Linked DNA regions of Mus musculus: regions 2 and 3 are each linked to region 1. Evidence: chromatin contacts called from ENCODE Hi-C or POLR2A ChIA-PET data. All regions are on one chromosome and are shown on one strand. The core of a region is the stretch at or near the end of the contact, and the rest is flanking DNA. Distances in the headings are between cores, read along the strand shown.

The links. A loop is a pair of places that touch in the nucleus more often than their neighbours do. ChIA-PET counts read pairs that join two places held with the same protein, here RNA polymerase II (POLR2A).
Region 2: a loop to region 1 is called in a map of heart, with 2.9 times the contacts of the local background. The contact joins the promoter of Ahcyl2 here to the promoter of Smo in region 1. A Hi-C loop is called at or near these places in 3 of 37 maps with a recorded cell type or tissue (T-helper 2 cell and heart). POLR2A ChIA-PET finds 5 or more read pairs at or near these places in 4 of 5 experiments (Patski and embryonic stem cell).
Region 3: POLR2A ChIA-PET joins it to region 1 with 37 read pairs in Patski. The contact joins the promoter of Tspan33 here to the promoter of Smo in region 1. POLR2A ChIA-PET finds 5 or more read pairs at or near these places in 3 of 5 experiments (Patski and embryonic stem cell).

The regions. Positions count from the first base shown.
Region 1 is chr6:29,733,736-29,737,290 of GRCm38, forward strand. It overlaps Smo (smoothened, frizzled class receptor), which reads left to right and starts at 1,762. Exons shown (of 12, transcript NM_176996.4): 1 at 1,762-2,618. The coding sequence starts at 2,276.
Region 2 is chr6:29,767,011-29,770,929 of GRCm38, forward strand. Ahcyl2 (S-adenosylhomocysteine hydrolase-like 2) reads left to right here and starts at 1,433. Exons shown (of 17, transcript NM_001171000.2): 1 at 1,433-1,896. The coding sequence starts at 1,528.
Region 3 is chr6:29,691,717-29,695,578 of GRCm38, forward strand. Tspan33 (tetraspanin 33) reads left to right here and starts at 2,498. Exons shown (of 8, transcript NM_146173.3): 1 at 2,498-2,828. The coding sequence starts at 2,727.

The DNA.
Region 1 (3,555 bases), core at 512-3,011:
CACTTGAGTACATGCTAGGATTTTAGGAAGGCTTCTGATGATAGGGTTTTTGTTTTTGTTTTTGTTTTTTGTTTTTTGTTTTTTTTGAGACAGGGTTTCTCTGTGTAGCCCTAGCTGTCCTGGAACTCACTTTGTAGACCAGGCTGGCCTCGAACTCAGAAGTCCGCCTGCTTCTGCCTCCCAAGGCATGCACCACCACGCCAGGCTCTGTTGAAAGTTTTAATTGTCAACTTGATACAATCTAGAATCCTCCGGGAAGAGAATCTCCATGCAGGATCTCTAGATGAAGCCAGCCTGTTGGTGTGTCTGTGGGTGGTTGTCTTGATTACACTAAGTGATATAGGCAGGTCTGCCTGTGATGGGCAGCACCATTCCCAAGACAGGGGATCCGGGACTGTGTTAAGTACAGAGAAGGTGCTGAGTACCAGTAAGCATGCATGTATTCATTTCTCTCTGCTCTTGATTGTGGATGCAACCAGCTAAGGTCCCTGTCTAAGGTTTTCCACAATGATGGACTATGACCTAGAATTGTGAGTCCAGAATACATCCTTTTAGCCTTATAGTTGCTATGTCAGGATATTTTATCACACCAACAAGAATAAAATTAAAACACAAAATGAGCCCCCAAATTGAATTAGATTCCTCACATAGTTCTGGAGACTTGGGTACCAATTAAGCATGTATCTGAAGTGTAGGAGTCAATTTGCTCTTAAACAACAGAGATAACAGAAACGATCTATATCTGGCTGACTGTGAGCTATTCTTACAGAAACAAGAAATGAAAAGCTATGCTATTGAGTTGTCCGTCAACAAGGAAAAGTTACTCAAGGTTCATTCAGTCCAGTCTCCTAGCCGTTGAGGGAGACTTGCTTAGGGGAGCTGTGACTTAAAGAAGCTGCAAGAAAGAAAGAACTGACGGAAGGAAGGAAGGAAGGAAGGAAGGAAGGAAGAAAGAAAGAAAGAAAGAAAGAAAGAAAGAAAGAAAGAAAGAAAGAGAGAAAGAAAGAAGAACTGAGTGGAGAAGGGAACGACAGAAACTTCATGAGGCAGCTGGGCCACAGGTATTCATCCAAGATGGACTAGTTTCCTGCGGACAAACCCGAAGGTGCATCAGGGACAGTTGATGGAAATCACAGTCCATCCAGCCCTGACATACCTGAGCGATAAAGGCTTGGTGTTGACATGTTCTCAGGATAGACATCTGTCCCCACAGGTAACAGCAGCTACTCTGAGTGACTCCGAGGTTATTTCCCCATATATATCTCGAGCAGGAAGAATTTAAAGAAGCAAAACCCCCAAACTCCGGTTCTTCTCCACCAGGGTTCTAGGTAAAGTTGAGAAAGATCTAACTAACAAAAAGCAAGAAAAGATTGGTAGGGCTGGGGAATTGGGCAGGAATGGAGTGAAAACTCTTGCCTGCTTTAGGCATCCCCCTGCCACCCTAAACTGAGAGAAATGTCCTCTCCTAAAAGTCACGTCAAACAACCTTAGGACCAACTAAAGATTCAGTCAAGTGCCTCTGGGACACAACTTGCACGCATCCCCCCCCCCCCCCCCCCCCGCGAGGGTCTTCTGTAGGGTGAAGGTTCCCGAATACCCCCACCCCAGCCCCTTCGGGCATTTAGGCCGCCAAAGCTGGGGCTCCTCCTCTCCAGCGTCTGACTCTCCCCTTGCTTTTCTTCGCTCGGGCCCTCCCCCAGCCTCCGCGGATGGGGGGGCCGGGCTTGGCTCCGCGAGGCCCGTGCATTCCAGAGAGCAGGGCCAGCTAGAGCAACAAAGGAGCCCGGTAGTCGGCAGGGAGAGCTCAGGGGGCTGCGGCGCGCTCGCGCGGAGGTGGCTGCTGGGCCGCGGGCTGGCGTGGGGGCGGAGCCGGGGACCCACTCCCGCACCCCCCCCCCCCCCCCGGCCGGCGCCTGGCCTCCATCGAGGGGCTGGGAGTCGGTTTTAATGGTGGGAGAGGGAATGGGGCTGGAGATCGGGGCCCCGGAGGGTTCCCAGGGTTGAAGACAGCTTCGATCTCCAGGCCAGGGAGTCCGGGGTCTGTGCATCCTGGCCCGGGCCTGCGCTGCTCAACATGGGGCCCGGGTTCCAAAGTTTGCAAAGTTGGGAGTCGAGGGGCCCGGACGCGCGCGGCGCCTGGCGAAAGCTGGCCCCAGACTTTCGGGGCGCACCGGTCGCCTAAGTAGCCTCCGCGGCCCCCGGGGTCGTGTGTGTGGCCAGGGGACTCCGGGGAGCTCCGGGGCGCCTCAGCTTTTGCTGAGTTGGCTGTTTGGCCATGGCCGCTGGCCGCCCCGTGCGTGGGCCCGAGCTGGCGCCCCGGAGGCTGCTGCAGTTGCTGCTGCTGGTACTGCTGGGGGGCCCGGGCCGGGGGGCGGCCTTGAGCGGGAACGTGACCGGGCCTGGGCCTCACAGCGCCAGCGGGAGCTCGAGGAGGGACGTGCCGGTGACCAGCCCTCCGCCGCCGCTGCTGAGCCACTGCGGCCGGGCCGCCCACTGCGAGCCTTTGCGCTACAACGTGTGCCTGGGCTCGGCGCTGCCCTACGGAGCCACCACCACGCTGCTGGCTGGGGACTCGGACTCGCAGGAGGAAGCGCACGGCAAGCTCGTGCTCTGGTCCGGTAAGCGCGCGGGAGTCGGGATTGCGACGCGGAGGTGATGGGACCGGCCACTGACGGAAAGAAAAGGCTCAGGCCTCAAACTGTTGGGCGGGCGCGGCTTGCACCCGGAATAGTTGGAGAAACGAGTCCGGAACTTTTGGGACAGGTTGCGTGCGGGAAGGAGACTCTGCGTGTTGGAGAAGGGGTCGGGGCAAGAGACCAGGGAAGCCAGTCGGTCACAAAGAGCCCGAGTAAGGATGGGGTTAGGGGGATGCAAGGAGGGAGAAGAGATGTATTCGTGAAGCAACAGTCCATGGGGATTCTGGGCAGTGTTCAGACCTTGAGGCAATCTGAGTTGTAGAGAAGAAAGAGAGGATGAAGGTGGAAGACATTTAAGGATTTGGAGGGAAGGGGCGAGGAAAACTTGTACATTCTGAGAAGGAAAAAAAAAATGCCTCCTTGTAGTAACTAAAAAGCCAAACGAACCACCTGGTAATCTTGATTTAGATCAGCCCAGGGAACCAATGATTTTTGTCTTGTTTTTACCCGTTTAAGTTTCCTTATCTGAAAAATGGAAGCTCTGATCCACTCGGGTTAAGAAGGAGGGAGACGATTTAAACAGTTGTTTGTGGCTCTGTGGAAATGTGAAGCCTCACGCCAGTGTATGCTGTGGAGGAACATTAAGTCTGGGGTGTTGAGAGCCTGTGGGCACCGTCCAGAGTGGCAGAAAGTCCTTTCCTTGGGGTAGGATTGTGACAGAGCCTGAAAACAGCAGACTACATCAAACAAGTCCTTCCTAGGCTATTTAGGATGGTTTATCTCTCTGCCTGTCACCCAGTTGGACTGAGAGCCTGTAGGGTGCTGGGGAGGGGACAGTCCTTGTCATTTTCCCATCCCTCTTCCCCACCCCGAACCCCCACTTCGGTGTGATGTAAAAGCTGTCCTTGATGGAAAAAGA
Region 2 (3,919 bases), core at 183-2,682, 33 kb after region 1:
AGCCACCATGTGGTTGCTGGGACTTGAACTCCAGACCTCTGGAAGAGCAGCAGATGCTCTTAACTGATAAGCCATCTTGATGTTGTTATATGCCCCTTCCCCTTCCCCGCCAGGGTATCTCTGTGTAGTCCTGGCTGTCCTGGAAATTGCTCTGTAGACCAGGCTGCCTGCCTCTGCCTCCCAAGTGCTGGGATTAAAGGCTTATGCCACCACCGCCTGGCTTTTAGTCTGATTTTTAAAATTATAAGCATTTATTTCCTTTTATCATTAAAAGACTATTGGAGAACTCTTCTTAAAAGAAAAAAAATTCTATCATCAGTAGAACATTACTTTCAGGTAAGTTTCTTCTTTTTGTGACAGGCTTTGGCTAAGCAGTCAAAGCTAACCTCAACACATTTCTGATTCTCAGGTCTCTGTCTCCTGAGTGTTGGGCTTACCACTATGACCAAATGGTACGCAATTTTATTTTATTTTTGTTATTAAAAATAAAACTGGCAGCTGGTGATCTGGTCAAAAGTTAATTGAATTTGTTGCTCATTTAGAGGGCCCAGGGTAGATTCCCAGTTCTTTTCTGGTCCTTTAATTACATGTGTGCGGTAGAATTAACTTTTTTTTTTTTTTTTTTAAAGACAGGGCCTTGCTTCATAGCTCAGCTGGCCTCGAACTATTATCACTGGTGACGCATACACTTCAGATGTTCAAATTATTACTGCGTACTCCACCATACCCTGACGAGATTTCTTTCTTTGGGGATTTGATTTTAGTTACTTAATTCAAGAGTACGCCAGAAAGCATGACAGCAGGAAATGGCTTATTTCTTTTCTTCTAGAAACCAACCCACTGAAGAAAGGCTCGGAACGGAATGGAGAAACCCCATGCCTTCTAGCCTGGAGCCGGAATTCATCTCACCTGACCTGCCGCTTTTCCTTTAAAGGCCGCCCACGTGATAGCACACATGCGCACACTCCGGAGGAAATTCACGCCGTCAGGGGAGCGAGTCATTCTTGCCCCCCACTTTCCCTGGGGTTTCTGGCATTCCTTTCCGGAAACCACAACCCCTCTGGAGACATTCTCCTCATCTATTCCGTCGCGTCATCCGTTTTTATACTTTTCTGTTAGTCGCTGTCCTGGGAGTTCCCTCTCCATCAAAAACTACTTTCCGGAGGAGGGACGAAAGGACTACAACTCCCAGGGGACTCTGCGGCCTATCCCCCACCCACCCCCCCGCGAGGCGAGCGCAGTGCAAGTTGGTTGCTGAGGTCCCACGGTCTTCTAGTCGCGTGCAACCCGGAGCAAGCGCACTACAGGTTCTGTGGCGCCTCGCGCGTGAGTCAGACAGGGGTGGGGCGAGGCTCGAGAGGCCGGGCTGGCGGCGAGCGAGCGGGCGGGCGGAGGAAGGGGGTGGGAGCGGAGGCGATGGAGGGGAGGAGTGGGGGTATGGGGGAGGGAAGGGGAAGGGAGGCGGGAGGCGGGGCCGAGTGGGAGCTGGTGCGAGAGTCAGAGTCGGCGGTTGCAGTGGAGGCGGTGATGTCGGTGCAGGTTGTGTCAGCAGCGGCAGCCGCCAAGGTGCCTGAGGTGGAGCTGAAGGATCTGAGCCCCTCCGAGGCGGAGCCCCAGTTGGGACTGAGCGCGGCGGCCGTGGGCGCCATGGTACCCCCAGCGGGTGGCGGGGACCCAGAGGCTCCAGCTCCGGCTCCCGCGGCGGAGCGGCCCCCGGCCCCCGGCCCGGGCTCGGGGCCCACCGCGGCTCTGAGCCCTGCGGCCGGGAAGGTCCCTCAAGCGTCCGCCATGAAGCGGAGCGACCCTCATCACCAGCACCAGCGGCATCGCGACGGCGGCGAGGCCTTGGTCAGCCCCGACGGCACGGTCACCGAGGCGCCGCGCACGGTCAAGAAGGTACTGGGGTCGGGCTGCCTCGCTTCTCGGAGAGGCGGGGAGGGCGGGCACGGGAGTGGCGGCCCTTCAGGGCACGGCGGCACCCGGTTCCACACCCTCTAGATCGTGGAGCCGAGAGTCTTCTCCCACCCTTGAACCCGCTCTTAGAGCGGCCGCCACCCGGTGCTCCGCTGCGAAGCGAAGCCTCTAGGTACCACGGGCGTACTTTACTAATAACATGGAGGTAGCGCCCTTCACTACTACTTGAACGAGGCAGGGGGAGGAGAAGCACCTACTACTACACCCGGCGCCTCCAGCACACTCCCGCGTGTAATTTTCCGGACTGTTCGGTGGCATAGAAAAACCTTCCCTCCAGCGATAAGGATAGCAAGATCTTTTTCCTTGGAGAACGAGGAAGCTGTAGTTAGCTCTCTCTCATGAGAGCTCGGGAAACCCTCTGAGTTGCCTGGCTTCTGTACAGATGATGACTTTCTGCCTTTCTGTGGCCAACAGCTCTCCACAGGGTAGTACTGATCTGTGCCCTTCCTTTCTAGCCATTGCAATTCTCTTGTACTGCGATTGTAGACCGGTAATGGAAAGATGCTTCATTCACCCTGAAGAGGGCTGGTCTCTAGGATTACCAGATTGTACCTGAAGAGAATGCTTATTTTATTCATATCTTTATCGTGAGCAGAAAGTGTTAGGAAGAAATGCTTGCTACTTTGAGGAAAGTAATCGTTTGGGGCTGTCGGCTTCCTTCATAAATAGAAACGTGTAATGATGGTACCCCCGAATTATTTATATATTGGCTATACCCTTTACCCACTCCCCTCGTTTTTTCTCCCATTTATTGATGTCAGCACAAGAGGTAAAAGACAAGATCTGTGGATCATCTAAAAAAAAATGTGGCTTTCATTTCTTGGGAACAGTATGAACACAATGATTTACGTTTTTTCCCATTATAATGGGTGCATTTTGTTCCGTCAGAACAACAGTAAAAAAAGATATGAAGTGTACATTGGGTTTACTATGTAGAGTTTAGGTGAACCTTGGCTCCAGCAAAACATTTTGTTGTAATTACCTCATGACTTAGGGCAGTTAACTTTTTCATTTGGTAGTGCTAAATGATGTCAGAGGCAAGACTGAAGGAATTTAACAGTGCTTTAGGGCATGCTGTGTCCTTTGCAGTTTGGTGTGTTGTCCTCCCCTCTCCATGCAATTATAGTTAAATGGAGGAATTACACTTAAAAGATGCAGCCTGGGCTAGTGCTGGAAGTACTTAGGTCAAAATTAGGAAATCCAAAGCCTATTTCTCACTTGTTAAGATGGTTTGTAGCTTTGGCCAAATCTTTTTCTTGTGACTGTTTTTTTTTTTTCCCTAAAGTTTGTAATTTAGTTCTTTTAAGGGTAAAATGTTTAACAATTTACTTTTAGAGTGAAGTTTATACTTAGGTGCAGACCTAAGTTTGAACATAGTACTCCCTTCCCCAGATTTAACTTTTGAATAAGTCTATAAGGTAATTTCTCCAATAAAATGGGGGTACTAATTATGATTAAAGATTAAAAATGTTTATGGTCATCACATAGAACTTGGTACCTACAGTAGGATCTTAAACAATAACTTATTAAAATTTATTATTTCACTTCTCATTGCTTAAGTATATGTCACTGTGACCTTCTCTGAAAAAAATACACATATTAGTAGTAGTTCAATAGATTCTGTATAAAGAATTAAAAAAAAAGAAAAAAAAAAAAGAACCACAGGCCAGTACCCCAGAGTCTGTTATTGAATTCTAAATGTGCTTCTTGGACACTTTCCTTGTTGCTGAGCCACCTTCTTCCTGGCTTTTTAAGTATCAAAATCATGTTCCATGATTCTTGATTTACTCAGCAGCCTCAAGGCTATGAAGACAGGGCTGAGCTTGCCTGGCAATTATAATCCCACCAGAAGCCTGTGTTACCTGCTGCACTGTCAGCAGGTAAAGTCCTGCAGCTGTGTGGCAGAAGGAAGGGCACTGCTGAGCTCGGCTTGGCTCCCTCTTTT
Region 3 (3,862 bases), core at 1,248-3,747, 41 kb before region 1:
ACCCCAGCACTCAGGAGGGAGAGACAGGTAGATCTCTGAATCTGAAGCCAGTCTTACCTACATATAGAGTTTCAGGACACCTAGAGCTGCACAGTAAGACCTCAACTTAAGAAACAAACAAACAGGGCTGGTGAGATGGCTCAGCAGGTAAGAGCACTGACTGCTCTTCTGAAGGTCCGGAGTTCAAATCCCAGCAACCACATGGTGGCTCACAACCATCCCTAACAAGATCTGACTCCCTCTTCTGGAGTGTCGGAAGACAGCTACAGTGTACTTACATATAATAAATAAATCTTTAAAAAAAGAAACAAACAAACAAACTCCACGATCCTCTCCTCTATCCATGCTGGGGTTTTAGTTAGCTTGATCTAAACAGCTCTTGTGCATAAGGTCTCAGCCACTGTAAGTTCCTATGTGCAACAACAGCCTTGTCATATCCAGCAAATACTCTCATTCTTACCCCCCCCCCATTTCTTCCTTGGTGATATCTGAGCCTTGTGGTGAGAAGGGATATTGTAATGTAGCCATCCCATTTACAGCTGAGCCTTCCACATCTCTTATTCCCCGTATGCTGGTGGGTTGTGGGCCTCTATTAATCTCCATCGACTGCAAAAAGAAACTTCTTTGATGAGGGTTAAGAGATGCACTGACCTATGGATATAAAGATAAAAACCTTAGGAAGCTGTCTAACACTATGACCATTTAGCAGAATAATAGCACTAGGATTTTTTAAATTTTCTTTTCTCCTTCTCCTTCTCCTTCTCCTTCTCCTTCTCCTTCTCCTTCTCCTTCTCCTTCTCCTTCTCCTTCTGGTTTGATAGGATCTCATTGTGTGCCCCTGGCTGATTTAGAACTCAAATGTAGACCAGGTTTACCTCGAACTCCCAGAGATTCATCTGCCCCTTCCTCCTAAGTGCTGCCATTAAACTTTCTCCAGCCTCTTTCCAACTCTCTCTGAAAACAGCGATCTTACCCCATTTCCTTCTCTAAAACTCTTATTTCCAAATCAATTCAACACAAACTCAGTAATCTGATCTCAAGTCCTTCTACAGCCTCCATTCAGTTGAACACATACTGCATTCTCAGGCACCGCTGCACCAAGCCGGGAAAAGTGATAGGCTTAGTTTCCACACAACACGCGGTTTGCTTTTATCTGTCCAAGCTTCGACACACCTTTTTGTGTCCACCTGGATTTCACGTCCCCACTGTCTCTAAAATCTCATCCTCCTCGTTTCTCCCGCCATGACACCTTCTGGTGCTCAACTTCTTCCAATTACATAATAGTTATTCATGCAGTTATTGTATTTCCACACTGGATTTTGAATCCTATTGAAACAAAATACCAGGGCTAGAGATATGGCTCAGTTATTAAGAGCACTTGTTGCTCTTACAGAGGACCAAAGTTCAGTTCCCAGCACTGACTTAAGGAGCTCACAAATCCCGGTAACTCCAGTTCCTGGGGATCTGACATCCTTTTCTGGCTTCCATCAGCACCTGTGTGCACAGTGGTACACACACACACACACACACACACACACACACTCACACACACACACATTTTAAAAGAATCTTTTAAAGGAGTGAAAGTACCACATTTTAGTGAGCCCCCTTATCAGCCATCTCCGTGTAAGTCATTTGCATGCACTAACAGATTCTTATTTGATCAATGCCTTACGCTGCAGTTTTCCCACTCAACGTTACAAAAAGTGTAGCTTGGGGAATCACGCTATTGATGGCAAAATCAGACTCCTCCCCAGGTTAAAATCGTACTTGTGTAGCTAGTACAATGTACACCACATTGTACTTGGGAGTCAATCTGTGCATATCCTATTAACATGCCAAACACAAAACAAAACAAAATTAAAAACAAAAAACCGGTGTCTCCACGTAAACAAACGTTCTGAGAGGGTTTGGATAGAGAGGTTGGACGGTAATGAGAGAAAAGGATGGTTTGAGAATTCCACTGTTAGGTTATGAGGCTTTTAAAACGAGCATTTAAAGTATTTGATTGCTAAGCAGGGGTATTTATTCTTCTCTTTCTGGTTGTTAGTACCTGTCATTTGTCACTCTGATTTTATTGTCTTGATCCCTGAGGATCAACCTTCTTTTCTATTCCCACAGCGTTTAACGAATTGCTCAACACACAAAGTGCGTACTTGTTGATTTTAACGTACGTGTGTTTGCGTGCGTGCACAGCAACTGGGCAGAGGACGTGGGTGTGGGATGCAGGAAACATTCCTTTTCCTCATTCTTTTTCCCTTAAGCAGCTGCAGCCTGCAGGCTTTCCGTCTAGGCGGGCAGAAGCAGAACCACTGACCCTTTAGCAAGTTGTCCCTCACAGAACAGGTGTCTCCCCCGCCTCTCGGAGGAGAGGGATGGCTGGCTGCTTAGTGACATGGGCCGCCGACCAATGAGAAGTCAGCCTCGGGCAGCCTCACCAATGGCCGTCCGGGGGGCGGGCCCGGTTTCCTGAGAGCCGGGCGGGCCAAGCTGGTCTGCGGCCGCGGTGGAGTCTCCGCTGCTCACGCTGCCCGCCGCGGCTTCAGCGGCGGCGCCGTTCCCTGGCCGCGCGGCTCCCCGACGCACGGTTCGGGCGGCTCCCGGCGCGGCGCGGCTGCCCCGGCGTTCGGGTCCCCGTGGCCCCGCGGCTCCCGCCCCGGGCTGCAGGGCGCACAGGTGGGCCGGTGGCCGCTGGGAGATAGGCCCCCCGGGGGCAGCGGCGGACCATGGCGCGGAGACCTGGCGTGCCGGCTGCCTACGGGGACGAGTTCTCCTTCGTCAGCCCGCTGGTGAAATACCTGCTCTTCTTCTTCAACATGCTCTTCTGGGTGAGATTCGGGGGGTCAGGGGGCACCCGGACTCTCGGGCATCTCTGGAGCGCCGAGGGGGCTGCCTGAGGCTGGGAGGTTTGGCCTGGGCTGCCCGGTGCCCAGGAGCGTGTCGAGTGGTGCTTCGTAGTTTTCTGAGCTGGTGACACTTGGGGGCATTTCTCCGGGGGAGGAAAACCACAGTGGCGCCGTGTCAAAAGGGGACGTTAAGAGGTGGGCAATCATCCTTGCTGCCAGGGATGAAGCTTTAGCAGGGATGAGGATCTGTGTCAGGCCATGAAATAAAAAGGGTTTGGGGAAAGAAAGAGCTGGCTGGACAGCCCCATGGGCATATTTCATGGTTAGGGACTTTCAGGCCTGGGGGCTGGAAGGCCCGACTGGCCATACGGGGCGCGGGGCGGGGGTGGAGGGAGAGAGAAGGAAGAGAAACCCCAAGCCTTCCTTCGCCCCAGTTCCTCAGGGGCTTGTGTCAAGGGACTATATCTGTCCCTTTTGCAGGCCTCGGGTGTCTGCTCCTGTCAGGGCTGAAAAGGGTTAAGAATGGTCTCCAGGTCCGATGTGTACCCCAGCATGGCCCTAAACTTTGCCCTACCTTCTTCAAGACCAGCTTCTCTACTTGGAGCTGACAGGCTTCAGATGATTCAAATAGGATTTTGTTGTTGTTGTTGTTGTTGTTGTTGGGCTGGAAGCTATGGCTCCTTTCAGAATCTTTTGTTTGGGGTGGAAAAGTGTAAACAATATTAACCCCGAGCTCCTGACACCTGGATTTCCGTCCCCTCTCTACCATCCTTATTGATTTGACTGATCTGGGTAAATATGTTCAAGTCCACAGGCCTGCCCTTCCTCCCAGCAAAAATCTAATGCAGTGTATTGGGGGATGGCAGGAGAGGGCTGAGAATTCAGGGGGAGGGGGAGCCCATTAGAGAATGCTAGCTGAGTCCTGTTTCATAGCCAGAGAGTGCGTGGGCCCCTCTGGATTTGATAACAAGGGGAAGTCCTTCCCCATCTCTCCATTCTTCTGCCAGCTTCTACTG